Linked DNA regions of Homo sapiens: region 2 is linked to region 1. Evidence: read pairs that join two places in POLR2A ChIA-PET (ENCODE). Cell type or tissue: MCF 10A. All regions are shown on one strand. Links, peaks and the distances in the headings refer to the core of each region. The heading gives the core; the rest is flanking DNA.

Evidence for each region. Peaks named below come from ENCODE experiments on the same cell type or tissue, not always from the same donor. Only the 100,000 strongest peaks of a DNase experiment are listed, where the experiment ranks them.
Region 2: POLR2A ChIA-PET joins it to region 1 with 5 read pairs; 2 of 35 experiments call an interaction of 5 or more read pairs at or near these places.

Annotation. Positions count from the first base shown.
Region 1 is chr2:85,051,033-85,056,409 of GRCh38, reverse strand. It overlaps KCMF1 (potassium channel modulatory factor 1), which reads right to left. Exons shown (of 7, transcript NM_020122.5): 7 at 1-3,262. The coding sequence ends at 3,001. Among named protein-coding and RNA genes, the nearest start is that of LINC01964, 14 kb to the left of the region's middle. In MCF 10A, for the core only: no CTCF peak of the experiment used is centred there; a DNase peak (open chromatin) is centred at 2,409.
Region 2 is chr2:85,194,110-85,199,486 of GRCh38, reverse strand. The region is part of intron 3 of TCF7L1 (transcription factor 7 like 1); the gene reads right to left. Among named protein-coding and RNA genes, the nearest start is that of TCF7L1-IT1, 10 kb to the right of the region's middle. In MCF 10A, for the core only: no CTCF peak of the experiment used is centred there; no DNase peak of the experiment used is centred there.

The DNA.
Region 1 (5,377 bases), core at 311-5,310:
TTAACTGTGGCCCACAGACCGGAAAAAAACACAAAAGCCTTGGTGACCTTTGAAAATCTGTCAGCATATTATTGAAATTTCTAATATTGAGAGGGAAAATGGGGGGTGGGGATAATGGGCTGGATTTTTTTTGTTACGTCTATTATTTCTAATAGTGTAATCTGCTATCCTACTTCATTTCTCTGGGGGCCACAGGGAGAGAAGTTTTCTCTTACTTTACCTGAGCCTAATTATAAGAATCCACTACTTTGTTAGTAGCAAACCTAGGTTCTACTTCTGTGGATTTTTTTTTTTTTAACAAAACAATGCAATATAAATACAAAGATTTCACGGTAGCCAACCACAGAAATTCTGTCTTATGATTGCAGCCATACAAGGAAGCACAGTTATTTCTACTTGTTCAGAGCTGAAATTAAACTTCTTCCAGAGCACCTCGAGGGGAAAGATTTAAATGATTTCTAAACAGGAAGTAAAGACAAGCACTGTAGAACATTTATAAACTTATATCCTAGACACTCAAAACTCAACGAAACAAAAAATTCTCAAAATTCAGGATCTGGTCCTTAGAAATTTGAAGGTGCTGCCAAAATAAACAGTGGTATATTTTGATTTTGTCTCCATCAAAGTCTTTGCAATTAATTTTTATTCAATAGTACATCCAGTAATAAGATTTTCATTCAGAAACTAAAGAAAAAGGACACAAGAATTTCAAGGGCTTGAATATATTTTTATATTGATATTCTGTGTCGTTCTACCCTAAAATAATACATTATTGATTACATACAGGATGAGGTGAGGTATTTGTAAAATATCTGGTAAAAAATAATTAATATACAGTATTCTACATGAGATGGAATCTTATGACTCCTTAGGTCTTCTGCAGTGTTAAAAGTGATCATCTAAATTAAACTGCTCTGAATGGACTTACAGTTGTTCCCTAAAACCATGTTAAAAAATGAAGGCTTTTACATTTTCCCAGAATTTGTGCAGAAAAGGGAAAGTACATATAATTGGCATTTATTTCTCACATCCAAAATAATGCATTCACACAAAACCAGGATCTCCCATGTTTAGCATAAAAAGAAAAAAAATACTGGATTAGAGATATAAAATCTCAGAGTAATGGTTAGGTTAATCCACTAACACCAAAGAAATTCAAGTGGTCAACAGTCTTGAAAATGCTTTATTGAAATGTGTGACTTATGTGCAGATGTGTTTGAAAGACCACAGCTTGAAAACTGATTTTTGAAACTTCTCAACAACCAAATGAAAAAAAATGAAAATCCCTAATGGGCTTGACTTCTAGTGTAACCAGAAGCCTGGTGTAAAGTTTTCCTTTAAACATTATCCATTACAGAACTAAAGAAAACAAAGCTATTGTATTTGGAAATCGTTGGAGTTTGAAGTTTCAGAGGAGAAGCAACAGTTTTTCAGACATGTAGGGTGACTTCTTTTTTGGTTACATTTGGATGAACATGGACTTCACAGTTCTCGGAAGAACACCGGAGGGGTGTTCAAGTCTGTATGCTTGTCATGTTGAAGAAACGGAGATACACGGACAGGAAAGGAAAAGGATGACAGGAGAAAGAGAGGAGACTTTGAAAAGGGCTCAGAGAAAAGAGAACTGGAACGAGACATGATTAGGTTAAGTCTAGTTATAAATTTATCAGAAGCTGTGCGCACCTTTTTAAAAGTCCTAAATTTACATTCCAAAAACTGCCCTCCCAACCCCCAAACCCGCTGTCCCTGCCTTGGAGCTATTGTGAAAGTCTATGCACAAAAACTGAAACAGGAAATAAAAAATAACCCGGCCCTTCCAAACCCCAAAACAAACCCAAAAAAAGCTGTACATTTTTTTTACACATAGGATTAATAATATAGGCATATAGGTGGCATGATTCAATTAAAAGGCTTTACTTTTTATGCCAGAAAAAACCCAATAAATAAAAGGTGCTAAAATTAGCATTAAGAATTTGGTTGTAATATACTGACAAATCTGGGAAGGCAAATCCTCAAAGCTCCCCTGATACTGATCTGTCTCAGCAAACTACAAAGCAAATACATAAATAATGCAAAATATGATTGAGAATGTGAGATTTTTAAAAACAAAGACAACATAATTCAGGTTAACTCTGTTGAACAGTCAATAAATGAAATTCATCTACACCTGAATAAAACATATTTAACAATTGAAAAAATTTTAAACAACCACAAAAAGTAAAAACTTTAAACAAACATGAACAGGATTTGTTTTTAGGGCACACAAAGGCCCCTGCAGCAGATTCCAACAGTAGCTTTACTGGTGTGTCTTCTACAGATGAGTTAAAGAGACAGGCTGAGCTCCACACAGGCAAGATGACTAACAGGGCGACAGGACAGTCACACAGGGCGGAGTGCCACACCCGGCTATAATCCCCAGATTCCACTGCAGAGCTGGCTTTGTGCGTAGGAGGCACACAAAGAAAGGTGATTCAGGCAGACATTATTCAAAAGCTACTTCGTCGTGTAACCATTGAATAATGTTTGGGAAAGCTTTGGGCTTTGTATTTTTTTTTTAAGTTTTACTCCTTGTATTTAACTTCTTAAATAACAAGGTCACTAAAACTCATGCACGCTGCAAAAAACCTCATGCAGTAGTTAAGGTAAACCATCCAAGCAGTTTTTATTCATTAATATTCATAAATACACACAGCAGCTTCATTAGAGATTTCAATTTTCCTCTTCAGTTTGAATGTGGAGTATTAGGAGAGCCTTTTGCATGTCAAGGTACAGGAAGCAGAGATCACCCCTGCACTGCTACCTACATTTACCTGCTAGAAGTAAAAATTAGTTAAGTGGAAATGATTATCATATATATTTTCTCTCTTCCTTTTGAATGTACACAATGTAACAAGAGTGACAGACCTGAAATTACAATCACCAAACAAACCCAAGATAGTTGTTGTCCACTTTCATTGGCAAATACAGCACAGAGGACATTGTCTGCGAATTGGGATGTCATCAAAGAGGAGGTGGTGGAGGCTCATTTCCTTTATTACTCTCTTTTAAATTTAGGTTTTCTAAAGCAACATCTAAAGGCATAATATCTACACAGCCCATAGCACCAAAATCTGCCATCTCCCCCCGATCATCCTCATCTGAGGATGAGCTCTCTTCACGCACTAAAGTGGACAGAAGGAGCTCTTGGACAAACAGGCTGCGGTCTGCACGCTCGCTTTCCATGGACTGGCGCTCCGTTTCAGACATTTTAGGATCATTCAACCTGTGTAAGTTAAAAAGAAAAGACCTTATTGTTAAAAAGTCAATGAACAATGGCATGGCCAATTTCTACAGTGCTCTCCACTGTGAAGTTTTACAGGTGGCAAAATTCAGAATGAGACATTGCTGGAATACTTGGCTGTAATTTATCCTTAATTGTGTTGAGACGAATTCCCCACACTTGTTGCAATACTGTTACCTGGAGGTGCAAATCTATGCTTTAATTAGACTCAATGAGAAAAAAAAAGACATTTAGACTTTTTCCACTCCAGAGAAAGCTAGGTGAAAATTTTCTAAGGAAAACAGGATTTCTTACAGATTAGATGCTTGGGAAAGTATCTAACCAGAATTTCATCTGGGGGTAAATAAAAAGAGGAAAATAAAACACAAAAACAAAATCTGCAGTGAACAGAATATTCAACTGAAAAATATCCTAAGATTTCCTCTGACTTTTCTCTATTACTCTATTTAATTCTTCTTGGTATATGCAGAAGCTAGAAAGGGCAAGAAAACACATACATACAAACTCCTACATTTCTTCTACCAAGGACCTACAGTGTAGCAGGGCAGACACAAGGTCTACCTGCCTGACTTGCTCCCCTGATGCATGTACTTATGAGATCTGGGCTATGCTGGGAAACCTGGCTCATCTGCACAGAGACTAGACAAATTTCTTGATGAAATATAACATTTAGGATATAAATGAAACTGCAAGGCTTGTGAGGATCTTCAAGTTGGGGTTAGCAAAATGAACTGGTCCCACTGTCAAAAGATTAGATCTGGCCAGGCACGGTGGCTCATGACTGTAATCCCAGCACTTTGGGAGGCCAAGGCGGGCGGATCACCTGAGGTCAGGAGTTTGAGACCAGCCTGGCTAATGTGGTGAAACCCCATTTCTACTAAAAATACAAAAAATTAGCCAGGTGTGGGGGTGCGTGCCTATAATCCCAGCTACTCGGGAGGCTGAAGTAGGAGAATCGCTTAAACCTGGGAGGCGGTGGTTGCAGTGAGCCGAGATCGTGCCATTGCACTCCAGCTTGGGCAACAAGAGCGAAATTCTATCTCAAAAAAAGACCGATCTGACTTACACACTCCAATAATCACTTTCTAAAAGGTCAACTATCTTGGACTTCAAAGAAACTGTGACCTTACCATCAGTTGCAGGGCAACATGAATAGGAACTGCCCCTGGTCAAAGAAAAGACCAAAAATAAGGCTTGGGCCCTATATATATCACATAAGAGCTGTGTGACCAGAGAGCAGGATCTCCCCTGCATACACTGCAGCCGTTCTCCTTGCCTTGAAAATTCACAATGCATGTTAATATATTTGAAGTTCTAAGAAGCCCAACAGTAAATAATCTCTTAATTTTCCTTACTTTGCTTTCTGCAACCTTATTAATTGGGGGTGGAAGAACATAAGTAATTACATATATTCCTTTGAATATATGAAGTTAAGAGAGTATTTCTGGGGAAATATTGCCTTAAATAAATCATATGAATATAATACAATAAAAGATGTGGAAAGTGGTTTGCAAACTGCATGGTACCATAGAATGTACAGTATCAGATGATAGAAGGGGGATTTCAAGAAGCTACAACCAGAATCCACAGACAGCACTCAGAGGTCACTCATACCATGCTCTGAGAGTTGGGTGTGGAATAAATGCACAGAAAAAAATTACAGATCAAGCTGAGTAGTTTGGGTCTTAAAAAAAAAAAGGATAGGGCAAGGGTGGGTAGGAAGATGTCTTTTCCAAAGGGCACTGGCAAGACATTCCACCCACAGTTCTGTGAACTCTCAGTAGAAATGCACGCTAGTAGATCTCCTTTTTGAGGTAGGGACTTAGATCTGGTATGTTATAGACCTGCTGCTGGTCAGTCCCTATGGGGAAGGCTACATGGCAGCAGGTAGCTCCATCTGTGGCTCTGTGGTTTTCTTACATTAAAGCAGCATTATCTGGTAATAACCAGGCACAGTTACTGACCTTGCAGAGATAATTCAAAGGTAAATTACCCATTTAAAATGTTTTTCTTGGTTTCATAACAAATGTTGATAACGAGTACCATTAATTGGACCTTTACTATAGGCCAGATAGTGAGCCAGACCATACACATACC
Region 2 (5,377 bases), core at 226-5,225, 140 kb before region 1:
CTGCCCTAGAATTTGAGCTTTTAAAAGAGTCCCTGGTGTTGGTTTAGATATCTGTTATTTTATCCTTTCTCATAAACATGAGACAAACAAAATTTTAAATGGCTCACGGTTTCTGGCTGTTAGAACTCAGTAGAACTGGGATTTTATTTTATTGTCTCTTCCACATTTTTTTTAAGATCAGCAGATTGCCATTTTATAGACAGAGAATCTTAAATGCAAAATGGCTAAGAGACATACTGAGATCACCATTGTGAGCTGGGCAGGGACTGAATTACAGTTTCTTCCTTGGGAAGGAAACTGAGTTCTTTTTCTAGTTACTCCAGCCTGAACCATCATGGACATTAGGGACACCCTCTCAGCACAGGTGGTAGGACAGGCAGCATCTTGGCACTGGCAGAGACAGAAAGCCTGGGTGGAGCCTCACAGTCTGGGAAAACTATAAACTCTCAAGTCCACCTTCAGATTTGATGAAATGGAGCCTCCTCCTACCCCCACAAAAAACCTTTTTTCTTTACAGGGCTGGGAAGATGAGGTTTACATCACCTACTTATCTCTGGGAAGCCATCCCAAAGTGCTCACTTATTTAGATCACTACTGGTCTCATTTTCTTTTTTCTTTTTATTTTGGAGAAAGGGTCTCATTCTGTCACCCAGGCTAGAGTGTAGTGTCACAAACACAGCTTACTGCAGCCTCAACCTCTTGGGCTCATGCGATCTTCCTGCCACAGCCTCCAGAGTAGCTAGGACCACAGGCGTGTGCCACCACACCCAGCTAATTTTTTGTAGAGACGGGATCTCACTTTGTTGCCCAGGCTTGTCTCAAACCCCTGGGCTCATTTTTATTACTTTCCCCAAAGCTGCCGAAGTTGGTCAGTTGGGTCTGCATTAGGCTCCCCATTCATTCTGGAGCCCCAAAGCCACTTCTAAATGGCAAAGTCATGGCCAGCGAGGGCTGCTCATTTGTTTAGCTTTGGGAGTCTGTCTGGGCCTGAAACCAGCCCCTGCCTGTGGAAAATGCTCAGAACAGAGGACACTCCAGGCCTCTGAGACCAGAAGTGAGGGAGCCACGGACACCTCTCCCTGAGCTCCGGCTCTGCACCCCCTTCCCTACTTGCCAGCTCAAGGAGTGCACATGAGATGGTGGTGTTTGGGCTCTAATTGTGTTGAGTAATTGCTCAATGATTTTCTATGTAGTTCCCTGGCTCCCCTATCCCACTTTCTCACTCAGCTGTTTTATAAACTGAATTCTAATCTGGGTTTCTTCACAATGTCGCCTTTTACTAAAAGCTAATAAAACCCCAAATGGGAAATTCAGAAGTCGCAGCAATACCACATGACTGTAACTGAAGGTTGTTGGTCAACTTGATTTGGTTTTCAAGCTTGTAGACCATCTGAGGACTTCAGTCTCCCACCCAACTTTGTAGCAATAAAGGTCTTTGTCTTCCCTTGCACTGAACGTGAGTCCTGAACCTTTCTGAGGAGTCCTGCAGACAGCCTCACATGGCCCAGACAGCCCACTGGACCCCTCCTCTGCCACCTCTACTTCCTCACTCAGGCACCCAACACTGCTCACTGAAGTAAGTTACCCCTATGAGGCCACAGGCAGACTCTCTTCTAGAACCCTGCTTTGCACCTGCCACCTGGCCAGCTGAGCCCAACCCTGGCCACTCTGCACAACCAGGAGGCTGCTCAAACTCTCAGCAGAGGAAACATTTTCAGTAACGAGCAAAATCTCAAATCTCCAACACAAAAATCAGATGAATCTGTAAGAAGAACAAAGGTGTTTTGCTGCATCCTAAAAGGCAGGGTGACGATTGACAGTTGTCTTATATCAGCCACATCAGCTAATATTTTATTTTTGAATTTTGTTTTGATTGCAGAGAACCAAAAAAAAATCTTAATTTCCACAGATAAGTGGTAGCAAATGCTAATTAATGGACTTTTAGTAGACTGCCTTTTGATCCTAGGATAGCCTTTAGTCGCATCAGTGTTTGTTGGTGTTTCTTTCATCACTGTCCCACAAGGAGCCTTAGCAGACATTCTGCCTATTTGTGCCACCCCACTCCCGAAATATATATATATTTTTTGAGACAGAGTTTCGCTCTTGTTGCCCAGGCTAGAGTGCAGTGGTGCACTGTAACCTCTGCCTCCCGGGTTCAAGCGATTCTCCTGCCTCAGCCTCCCAAATAGCTGGGATTACAGGCGTTTGCCACCGCACCTGGCTAATTTTTGTATTTTTAGTACAGACTGGGTTTCACCGTGTCGGCCAGGCTGGTCTCGAACTCCTGACCTCAGGTGATCTACCTTCCTCGGCCCTGCAAAGTGCTCGGATTAATACATATTAATACATATACAATCACATACTGTTTTAGTAACACAAAGGAAAAAGAAGAGGAGGACTTACTTAGGCTGGGGGTGGTAAGTGGAAACTGTCCAAGTGAGAAGTGAGGTAACACCAACCTAGGCAGAGAAACCTGCACGCAAGGCCCTGAAACCGTGGAGTTTGGATGGCCTGCGGCAGGTTGGTGTGGCTGGGGAGTGCCGGGGGCTGAGGAAGAGGCTTGCTCCTCCTCCCCATCCAGGCAAGCAGCAGCAGTCACTGCAGTCAGGGGAAGGGGTTGGGCAGTGGGAATGCCTCACTTACTGGGTGACATAAAGCAAGGCAGGAATGCTTTCTCAGGCTTGGTTTCCCATGTATAAATTCAGAAAAACATCACCTACCCAATATAGAGGTGATTATTAAATGCACTATCCTCTAGAAGCTGTGGTTATTAACCTTGACTACACATTGGAATCACCTGGAACCTTATAAAGTCCGGGCTGGGTGTGGTGGCTTGCACCTGTAATCCCAGCACTTTAGGAGGTCAAGGTGGGAGCATCACTTGGGGTCAAACGTTTAATACCAGCCTGGGCAACATAGTGAGACCCTGTCTCTTAAAAAAAAAAAAAATAGTCCTGATGGCTGGGACCTACCACCAGGCCCGGCCTGGACATTCCAAATCATCCAAGCTCCCCAGGTAATTCCAATGTGCTGCTGGGCTGAGAATCACTGCTGCACAGCACCTGGCACAGGTAAATGTGCAGAATAACATGTGCTGGGTGCAGTGGCCTGCGCCTATAGTCCTAGCTACTCAGGATGTTGAGGTGGGAGGATCCCTTGAGCCCAGGAGTTTGAGTCCAGCCTAAGCAATATAGCGAAGTTTGTCTTTAAGAGAAGAAGAATGACATCGTTTATGTGGGCACAAAAGGCTCAAATGAATCATAAACTATTCAGGGATACACTTGCCCCTGGCATCTGAACTCCTGTCCCGAGTTTAGGAATCCCTGCTTCTCGTATGAGTCCTGGCAGGACGCAGGGTTCACCTCCCACTCTGGAAGCTGGAAATGCCAGCAACATCAACAGCACAGTGTCCTCACCACTCTGGTTTTGTGACTATTGTGGGTGCAGACTGGGCTGCTGCCTGGTCTCCATGGTTTGAGTCCACAGCCATCCCAGCAAGACTGGGAACCACCCCAATGTCCTTTAAAGAAATCCTTTTTCTGATCTCAGTCAGCTGATACCTACTGCTCAAAACTAAGAATGCTACTGATAAAAATATTCAGAGTAGGACTCTTTTTATGGTTTTTAAGAAAGAAAATAGGGCCAGGTATGGTGGCTCACACCTGTAATCCCAGCACTTTGGGAGGCCGAGGCAGGAGGATGGCTTGAGCCCAGGATTATGAGACCAGTCTGGGCAACATGGCGAGACCCCATCTCTACAAAAAATACAAAAATTGGCCGGGGGTGGTGGCGTGCCCCTCTAGTCCCAGCTACTCGGGAGGCTGCAGTGAGAGGATCTCCTGAGCCTGGGAGGTTGAGGCTGCAGTGAGCCATGATCCCATCACTGCACTCTAGCTTGGGCAACAGAGTGAGACCCTGTCTCAAAAAAAGAAAGAAGGAAAAAAAGAAAGGAAAGCAAAAAAGCAAGCAAAAAGCAAGCAAGCAAGAAAATCGGTCTTCATATGTAATGAGATCTTATTTATTGATTTATTTTTGAGACAGTGTCTCCTCGCTCTGTCACCCAGCATGAAGTGCAGTGGCACAATCACAACTCACTGCACCCTTGACCTTTTGGGCTCCAGTGATCCTCTTGCCTCAGCCTCCCAAAGTGTTGCAATTACAGGCATAAGCCACCACGTCCCATGCACGTTAACATTTCTTGAGCACTGACTGTGCCAGGTGCTGGTTCTTTTCACCTACCAACTCATTCAGTCTCCATGACAACCCTATTAGGTCTAGACTGTTATTATCCTGACTTTACAGATGAGAAAATGTAGGCAGAGAAAAGGGTAGGTAACTTGCTCAAGGTTACAAGGTTTGTAGGTAGTGGAGGTAGTTGGTGAACCCAGATGATCTTGCTTCAAAGCCCACAGTCCCAGCCACTACGCCATAGGGCAAATGCTGCGAAAAAGGACTGTAGGGAGACGAACTGTCCACACCTGTTACCTCGGGGGTGGGACTGGGGGGTGGAGCTGAAAGAGGCCTCTGATGTATTCCTTCTGTTTGCTTTGAACCTTTTGCAATAAGGACTACTCATGTATTATTTTCACACAAAGCAGTATTTTTGTGGTGATTAAACTTGAACCAGTGTGCCTGCGAACTAAAAGCTTGCAACAGAGACTCCACAGCAGCTGCTGCCACCATCCAAGAACTTGAGGGGGATTCTGCTCTGAATCTCATGCCAGGGGTTTCCTCCTGATTCTTCTGTGAGAACCCACTCCTGGAGTGTTTACTGTGATATGGCACACACTGCTGGTTGCTGTAATCACACCAGCTATTTACCCTGGGCTCAAGGGCACCTGGGGGCACACAATTCTAGACTCAAGTTTGGCTGGCTTAGTTGCAGGATCCCCATCATCCTCAGAAGATGCCCTGACCATGCTTTGGGTTTCCCTGCCCATCTACCCTGCCTACTTTTCCTACAATTTTCATTCTCCAAGGTCCAAATTCATATTTCTCCTGGCAGACTTGGTTTCTCCTCTTCTCTTGGCTCATTATCAGCCTGATTCTCCTGCCTCAGCCTCCCAAGTAGCTGGGATTACAGGCGTGCGCCACCACACCCGGCTAATTTTTGTATTTTTAGTAGAGATGGGGTTTTGCCATGTTGACCAGGCTGGTCTCGAACTCCTGGCCTCAAGTAATCCACCCGCCTTGGCCTCCCCAAAGTGCTGGGATTACAGGTGTGAGCCACCACTCCTGAATTCTGTAATTCCAACTTGGCAATGCCTTAGAGTCTGCCCACATCATTTCCCGAAGGTAATCCCTCCTGTTTCGGTGGGAAGGTGCTCTGTTTGGGGGACTTTTCTTATTCAGTTTATTCCCCCCTTCTCCTCTCTTC